Linked DNA regions of Homo sapiens: all the other regions are linked to region 1. Evidence: read pairs that join two places in POLR2A ChIA-PET (ENCODE). Cell type or tissue: GM12878. All regions are shown on one strand.

Region 1 (2,500 bases):
CTGGGGTGCTGCGGCCTCCAGGTTATCTCCCCACTGCAGGCACCCACCCAGGGAGCATCCCAGGGGCCTCAGGGTGGGGGAGGCCAGGAACTAGGAGGTTCTCACTGCCCGAGCAGAGGCCCTACACCCACCGAGGCATGGGGCTCCCTGGGCTGTTCTGCTTGGCCGTGCTGGGTGAGTCCACCAGGGACGTGATGGTGGGGCTGCTGCTGGGGCCTTGAGGTCTTGGGCTCAGGTGGGGGTACTGGGAGCACAGGAGAGATGAGGCCTGAAGGAAGGGCACCTCTGGAAACATGGACAGAGAGGGAAAGATCTGGGCTTGAGTCTCGGACCAGCCCCTAAACTTGCTGTATATGTGGTCCAGGGATTTCTGCACCATTCTGGGCTCACTACTTACCCATCTGCGAAATGGGCGGATGAGAGGCGATGTTGTGGGGGGAGGGGCGCAAAAGAGCTTTTGTGAGTGATGGTGCCAGCTGAGTCCTGGGGCCTCACTACCAAGAATCAGCCTGCTCCTCCCTCCTGGCTTCAGCAGGTGGGTCTCGAGGCTGTCTCTGGTCTCCCCTCCACACCAGGCCCTCTCCTTATCGCCCTTACCTCTCTTACAGCTGCCAGCAGCTTCTCCAAGGCACGGGAGGAAGGTAAGTGGCATAGCCTGCTGCAGGGAGAAGTCCCCCAGCTGGGACCCTGGTGTCAGAACCCCCATGGTGGAGGGCGCCTCGGCTGGGAAGGGAGTTACTAGTGGGGAGGTGTGTGCTGGAGGATGGCTGGACAGTTCTGGAACACTCTCTTCACCCTGCAGGGCCCTAGGAGTGATGGAGATGGGCAGGCCAAGCAGGCCAGTGTGGGGACCTCCGGGGCACACAGGCAGGGAAGTTGCTCAGCTTCCAGCCTTTGGCTGGGCTGTTTGGAGGGAAGATTCCCTGGGCAGGTGCATCCTCATCACTCTGCCCCAGGTCCCTGATCGGGAGCAGAAGCCCCCCCTGAGACCCTCACAGCTCTGCCCGGTGGGCGAGGCCCCGTGGAGGGCTGGGGAATTCTGGTGGGGCCTGGGAGGTTGGGATTCTCTGACCAGGAGGAGGGCCGTGAGAGGATGGTGAAGTTAAGGCTCCCCCAGGGGCCTGACATACACGAGGCTGCCTTCCTTATAGAGGCAGGTGGGGAGTGGAGAGTGTCTGGGACCCAGCTGGGTACAGGACCAGGGAGGAGGGGACGCTGGGGAAGGTCCCTGACAGCCCCTAGCCTGGCCTGCTTCCTCATCTTTGCCTGCTCCATCTTTCTGCCTGCACTTTCTTGCCCCATCCTTCCCTCCCCTCCCCTCATGTCCATTAAGGTGAGGATGGACAGTCACCTCCCTATATTGTCCCAACTAACCCTTGCCCCTTGTTGCTAGGCCATCAGGTTACAGAGCAGGGCCTTCCCCCTCTATTTTGCTAAAGGGCAGGTACAGGGTAATGATGACGCCATTCTCACTTGAATGAGGCCCAGGTTGAACCATTATTTCCTCATTTGCTTTAAAAACGGATACATTGTTGGTGTGGCTGCTAAAAAGAGAGCAGGCAGCTGGGGCTCCGGGAAGTACCTGTGCAGGGCAGTTCCGCCTCCCCCTCTTGGCTGGCTCCCGACTTCTCTGATTCTTGCCAACCAAGTCCTGCTAACTAAACTCCTAAGAGACTGACTGATAAATCATTTATTCATTCAACAAATACTTGAGCACCTGTTTGGTTGCAGGCACAATTCCAGGCCCTGAGAATGTGGCAAGGCACTGAAACAAACCCCTCCTGTATCTTACATTCTAGTGGGGGTTGGGGGGACAGATGATAATAAAAATAAGAACATTCAGTGGCTTATGCCTGTTATCCCGCACTTTGGGAGGCTGTAGCCAAAGGATCAGTTGAGCCCAGGAGTTCAAGACCAGCCTGACCGACACAGTGAGACCCCCATCTCTTAAAAAAAAAAAAAGAAAATGGCTCGATCTCAGCTTACTGCAACCTCTGCCTCCTGGGGTCAAGGGATTCTTCCACCCAGCCTCCTGAGTAGCTGAGATTACAGATATGCACCACCATGCCCAGCTGATTTTTTTGTATAAAGAAAATATTTTTTTAAATTAGCTGGGCATGGTGGGCGGTGCACCTGTTGTCCCAGCTACTCGGGAGGCTGAGGTGGGAGGATTGCTTGTCCGGGAAGTGAGGCTGCAGTGAACCGTAATCATTAACAGTGCACTTCAGCCTGGGTGGCAGAGCAAAAAAAGCACATTCTAAGGTATGTTAGTTAGAATGTTCTAGAGAAAAGCAAGCAGGGTAGAAGGAAAGGGAACACCAGGTAGGTAGGGGAAGGAGGGCAGCATTTGCAGGGGAGGGTGGAGTTTGGGAAGGGGCCGTGCAGCAAGGACCCGAAGGAGCCGACCGAGCAGGAAGTACCTGGGCAGGGACCCTGTGTGGCCAGAACACAGGAAGCAAGGGGCAAAGGGTATTGAATGAGGTCAGAGGCATGGTGTGGG
Region 2 (2,500 bases), 1.9 Mb before region 1:
GGGAGCAGGAACTGGCCCCAGGTTCTTCCAGGTTCAAAGTCCTACATTTTACCCATGGATCATCATCTCACCAGCCTCTGTGGGGAAAGCCTGCCTGGGTGCCAGCCCTACTGCCCACCAAGCTAGCGGAGTGATTCTCCCAGGGTGGTGCCAGTGACAAAGGGCAATGCATGGGGACGTCTCCATCATTGTCACACCACCACCTCCACCTTCACTGTGCCTCTCTCTAGGTTTAATCTTTCTTCCTTTTCCTCCTCACTTCCCTCTGTATTATCAATCTCCTTCCTGTATCGGGACTATTTCCTCAACAGGCCCGGGGAAGCTCTTGTCTATGGAAGTCCTCTTTGGCCTTAAGCTTCCCTCTAAGAGCTCCAGCAGATGAGTAACCTGTCCTCCTGCAAACACTGCCATGAAGTGCGTAGGCAGCTGCCTGCCTTCAGGGCTGGATGGACACCCTGTTTCCTTGCTCAATCCCTTCTGATGACTGGACTCTGTACACAGTGTGGTCAGTGGGTCAGCTCTGATCTGGAAGCTCCCAAAGGCAGGACACAAGATTTTCTCTGACTGTTCCCAGGCCCCAGGGCGTGTTGGGCACGGGAGCGTGTGGCACGGATGTTGTTCGTGATGAGGCATATTCTAGTGGTTTCCCAATTCGGTTGTGTACAACCCAGTGCTCTAGTGTTCAGTAAATACTTCCTTCCTCTTTAGGCAGAACACTGGCTCTGTGTTTTATTAACAGCACCTCATGCCTGGCCCAAAGAATGATTTGTGTGGCTTGGGCTGTTGGGGTCAGAAATGGCATTCATTCATCATTCACTCTGGAGGTGCTGTGTTTCTGAAGGAGAAGGGGACCTATCCTGGCAAACAAATCAGGGGCTTTATGGTAAACAAACTCCTCTCTTCCCAGCACTTGTTTCTTGCTCTCTGTTTTTGATTTTCTCTCTCTTTCACTTTTTTTTTTTTTTCACTATACCCGGGCTTCCTGAGTTCCTGACAATTTCTAAAGCCTCAAGCATGATCTCATCAGAAACTCTGGCTTCTTTTAACATTTCTTTCCCTTCTGCTGAGTCCTAGTCCATTTAAATTTCCTCTGTGACTCTGGGAATTTTTTTTCCTTGAGACACAGTCTCGCTCTTGTTGCCCAGGCTGGAAGTGCAATGGGCTGATCTCAGCTCACTGCAATCTCTGCCTCCCAAGTTAAAGCGATTCTCCTGCCTCAGTCTCCCAAGTAGCTGGGACTACAGGCATGCACCACCATGCCCGGCTGATTTTGTATTTTTAACAGAGACGGGGTTTCACCATATTGGTCAGACTGACCTCAAACTCCTGACCTCAAATGATCCGCCCACCTCGGCCTCCCAAAGTGCTGAGATTACAGGCGTGAGCCACCGCGCCCAGCCGGACTCTGGGATTTAAAGATAACCAAGTGAAAATAGGTTCATCCTCTTTGACTCACAGCCTGGCTGCCTGTGGAGGCAATGAGGAGCTGACATTCACCTGACCCCCGTCCTCTACTTTCGGGTATGCAGAGGCTCTCTTTTGCTGCCCGCGTCAAGTTAGAAGAGGCCACATGATTCTTCGGGACAGTGAACCATGAACAAAGGTGTACTGCAGTCATGTGTTGCTTAAAGACCCGTATACGCTCCGAGAAATGCGTCATTAGGCGATTCTGTCGTCGTGTGAACATTCTAGAGTGTACTCACACACACCTAAATGGGCTAGCCTACCACACACCTAGGCCATGTGGCATAGCCATTGCTCCCAGGCTACAAACCTATCCAGCATGTTACTATACTAAATACTGTAGGGAATTGTAGCACAGTGGTGAAGTATTTGTCCATCTAAACATAGAAAAGCACTTTGGGAGGCCAAGGCGGGCAGATGACTTGAGGTCAGGAATTTGAGACCAGCCTGGCTAACATGGTGAAACCCTATCTCTACTAAAAATACAAAAATTAGCCAGGCATGGTGGCAGGTGCCTGTAATCCCAGCTACTCAAGAGGCTGAGGCAGGAGAATCGCTTGAACCCGGGAGGCGGAGGTTGCAGTGAGCCGAGATCAGGCCATTGCACTCTAGCCTGAGGGACAGAATAAGACTCCGTCTCAAAAAAAATAAAAAATAAATAAATAAACATAGAAAAGATACAGTAGAAATACAGCATTCTAATTGAGTGGGCCCACCTTCACAGACGCAACCCATCATTGACAGAAAGGTCGTTATGCAGCGTGTGCTGTGCTCCCAGGCTAAGCGTTTCATTGCCGATGCTCAGCTCTTCAGTCCTCTCATTGTCTGCTGGCATGTTCCATATGGTGCAAAGTGCCAGAGAGGACATCGTTATGGCTTATGGCTTGTATATTGCAGCTACTCAAATAAAAAAAATTATTAATTTGGGAGATAAACTGGGAGATCAAGGTTCCAAAGGAGGAGAGGTTCGCCCCAGGGTCACATACAAGGGGAGCAGTGGAGAAACTGCATGGGCTGTGAAGGGGGCTGTATTGAG
Region 3 (2,500 bases), 220 kb after region 1:
GTTGCCCAGACTTGTCTCGAACTCCTGAGCTCAGGCAATCCACTGGCCTCGCTCTCCCAAAATGCTGGGATCACAGGCGTGAGCCACTGTGCCCAGCCATAACACTTATTTTATACTACCATTTATTCCTTGAGTAGTTATTTATTTATTTATTTATTTGAGACAGAGTCTTGCTCTGTCGCCCAGGCTGGAGTGCAGTGGCACAATCTTGGCTCACTGCAACCTCTGCCTCCCGGTTCAAGTGATTCTCCTGCCTCAGCCTCCTGAGTAGCTGGGACTACAGGCGTCTGCCACCACGCCCGGCTAATTTTTGTATTTTTTAGTAGAGACGGGGTTTCACCATATTGGCTAGCCTCCTGACCTTCTGATCCATCCACCTCAGCCTCCCAAAGTGCTGGGATTACAGGCATGAGCCACTACACCTGGCCTTGAGTAGATATTTATTGAGCACCTGCTATGTGTCAGGGATTGAGTTAGGTGCCAGAAATTTATCAGTCTCGGATCTCATGGAGCTTAGATGTTTTTCCAGAAGGACAAGATTCTTCCAGAATTATATCGGGATTGATTAATTTTGACTGTGCTGCATACTATGAAGAAGTCCCAGGAGCTATGTGAGCCTATTATGGGGAGACCTAATCTATTGGGGGGACAACCAAGGGGGATTCCCTGAAGAAGTAACACACGTAGGCTGATGGGAAGCTGAGGTCTAGAGAGGTCCCTGCCTGGTGCGAGGTCTCCCAGTCAGATCGTGGCAGAGCTCCAGCTGGTGCCCAGGTTGGTTGACTAGACTCCCAGGCTTTCCCCACACACAGGCTCGTCTGGCCTCCCTCCAGGCCACTCGGTGGCATACACAGGGGAGGGGAGGATGGAGAGCTGGCAGAGGCAGGGAGGGCCTGCTGGTGGGACAGGCATTCTCCTGGTGCCACATGCCCGGGCCTCTGCTGCCCACTGTCTTTTCCCATTCACTTCTACTTCACTCTCCCTCTCACTCCCCAAAGGCCTTAGCCCCCTGCTTCCAGCTCAAGCTGAAGTGGCTGTGAGCTGAGCTAAGAAGACCCCACTTCGCCAGGAGGAGTGCCTCACGCCTGTAATCCCAGCACTTTGAAAGGCCGAGGCAGGTGGATCACGTGAGGTCAGGAGTTTAAGACCAGCCTGGCCAACATGGTGAGACCCCTTCTCTACTAAAAATACAAAAATTAGCCGGGAGTGGTGGCGCGCACCTGTAGTCCCAGCTACTCAGGAGGCTGAGGTGGAAGAATCTCTTGAATCGGGGAGACAGAGGCTGCAGCGGAGCTGAGATAGTGCCACTGCATTCCAGCCTGGGGGACAGAGTGAGACTGTCTCAAAAAAAAAAAAAAAAAAAAAAGAGAGAAAAGAACCCATTTAATTCTACCTGTGGGAGGTGGTTCAGGCATTTGTGGAACTTTGCAAATTGAAAACATAGTTTGTGAATACCTAAGACAGCCCCATAGGTCAGCATTCAAAAGGTGCAATCAGGTGAGCCAGAGTCTTCCCCTCCTATTCCCTGGCTTCCTGTGCCACCTGGGGCATTTTTTTTTCTTTTCTTTTTTATAGACCAGAAGATGCAGGCTACTGTGGGCACAATGCCTATGAATTAGCCCTGCTCTGCAAGAAGCAGCCAAAAAAAAAAAAAAAAGATGCAGAGTGGTGGCATGTGCACGGCTGAATGCAGTCTGTAGACGCAGTAGCTGTGTGGCCTATACAGAATTAAAACAATTTTTGAGATAACATTAAAAAAATCTGGAAATTTCACATCTACATTTGAATCTGGAGCTTTCCTTGGAAAAACAGGACACTGGTAGCAGTGGACCACGTTCTGGCACATTCCCGTTGGCCCTTCAGGTGGGGCATGGGCTCCCCAGGTCAGCACAGGCCCACCCTCCAGGGTGACCACCCTCCCCTTCCTTCCCTTCCCTGCCAGGGTCTGCAGGCATTGAGGCAGCAACTCAGCCTGACCTCTGCCTCTCCCAAGCTAAAGGGCAAGGAAGGCTATGGACTTTGGGGCATTTATTTTGAGTCTCTTTCCTAAATTCGAGGAGACTGGAAATAAATCAAGCCTGGCCAGGAGGAGGAGTCCAGCTCTTCCTGTCCCACTGGCCCTTCCCTCTTGGACCTCATCTTAAGCAGGTATGCTTGGCCTCTTCCTCTACTTCACTGTGGGGGCTGGGCAGGGAGAAGCTGCGGGGCGGGGGACCCTGGGATTCCCTGGGACATCACTGGGTTCCCCACGCTGTGGGCTGCTGGATCTCGAGGCCTGCAGCTCCTTGCTCGGGTGGCGCTGGCGACCCGCCATGCCACAAAAGGCTGAGATTCCCCTGAAACCTAGAGCTGCTTTTATCTCTCACTGGTGACAGAGAAACAAACCAGGATGCTCTGCCCAAAAGGCATTTCCAGAAATCTGGGCTCTGGCTTCTTGTTGATCAAATGCCAGAACGTCCTGGGCTTCTTTGTGGCGAGGGAGCCATTGAGCATGGGTGTT

What was found. ChIA-PET counts read pairs that join two places held together with the same protein. Peaks named below come from ENCODE experiments on the same cell type or tissue, not always from the same donor. Only the 100,000 strongest peaks of a DNase experiment are listed, where the experiment ranks them.
Region 2: POLR2A ChIA-PET joins it to region 1 with 11 read pairs; 1 of 35 experiments calls an interaction of 5 or more read pairs at or near these places.
Region 3: POLR2A ChIA-PET joins it to region 1 with 6 read pairs; 7 of 35 experiments call an interaction of 5 or more read pairs at or near these places.

The regions. Positions count from the first base shown.
Region 1 is chr17:78,146,271-78,148,770 of GRCh38, forward strand. It overlaps C17orf99 (chromosome 17 open reading frame 99), which reads left to right and starts at 115. Exons shown (of 5, transcript NM_001163075.2): 1 at 115-174; 2 at 609-641. The coding sequence starts at 138. RefSeq lists an enhancer at 1,138-1,357. In GM12878, no CTCF peak of the experiment used is centred here; a DNase peak (open chromatin) is centred at 1,491; H3K4me3 peaks cover 231 bases; H3K27ac peaks cover 2,500 bases.
Region 2 is chr17:76,251,732-76,254,231 of GRCh38, forward strand. LOC105371896 (a long non-coding RNA gene) reads right to left here. Exons shown (of 6, transcript XR_007065913.1): 5 at 2,181-2,361. Among named protein-coding and RNA genes, the nearest start is that of UBALD2, 12 kb to the right of the region's middle. RefSeq lists an enhancer at 379-448. In GM12878, no CTCF peak of the experiment used is centred here; no DNase peak of the experiment used is centred here; H3K4me3 peaks cover 1,030 bases; H3K27ac peaks cover 1,659 bases.
Region 3 is chr17:78,367,730-78,370,229 of GRCh38, forward strand. SOCS3-DT (SOCS3 divergent transcript) reads left to right here. Exons shown (of 5, transcript NR_110847.1): 4 at 999-1,164. Among named protein-coding and RNA genes, the nearest start is that of SOCS3-DT, 8.5 kb to the left of the region's middle. In GM12878, no CTCF peak of the experiment used is centred here; no DNase peak of the experiment used is centred here.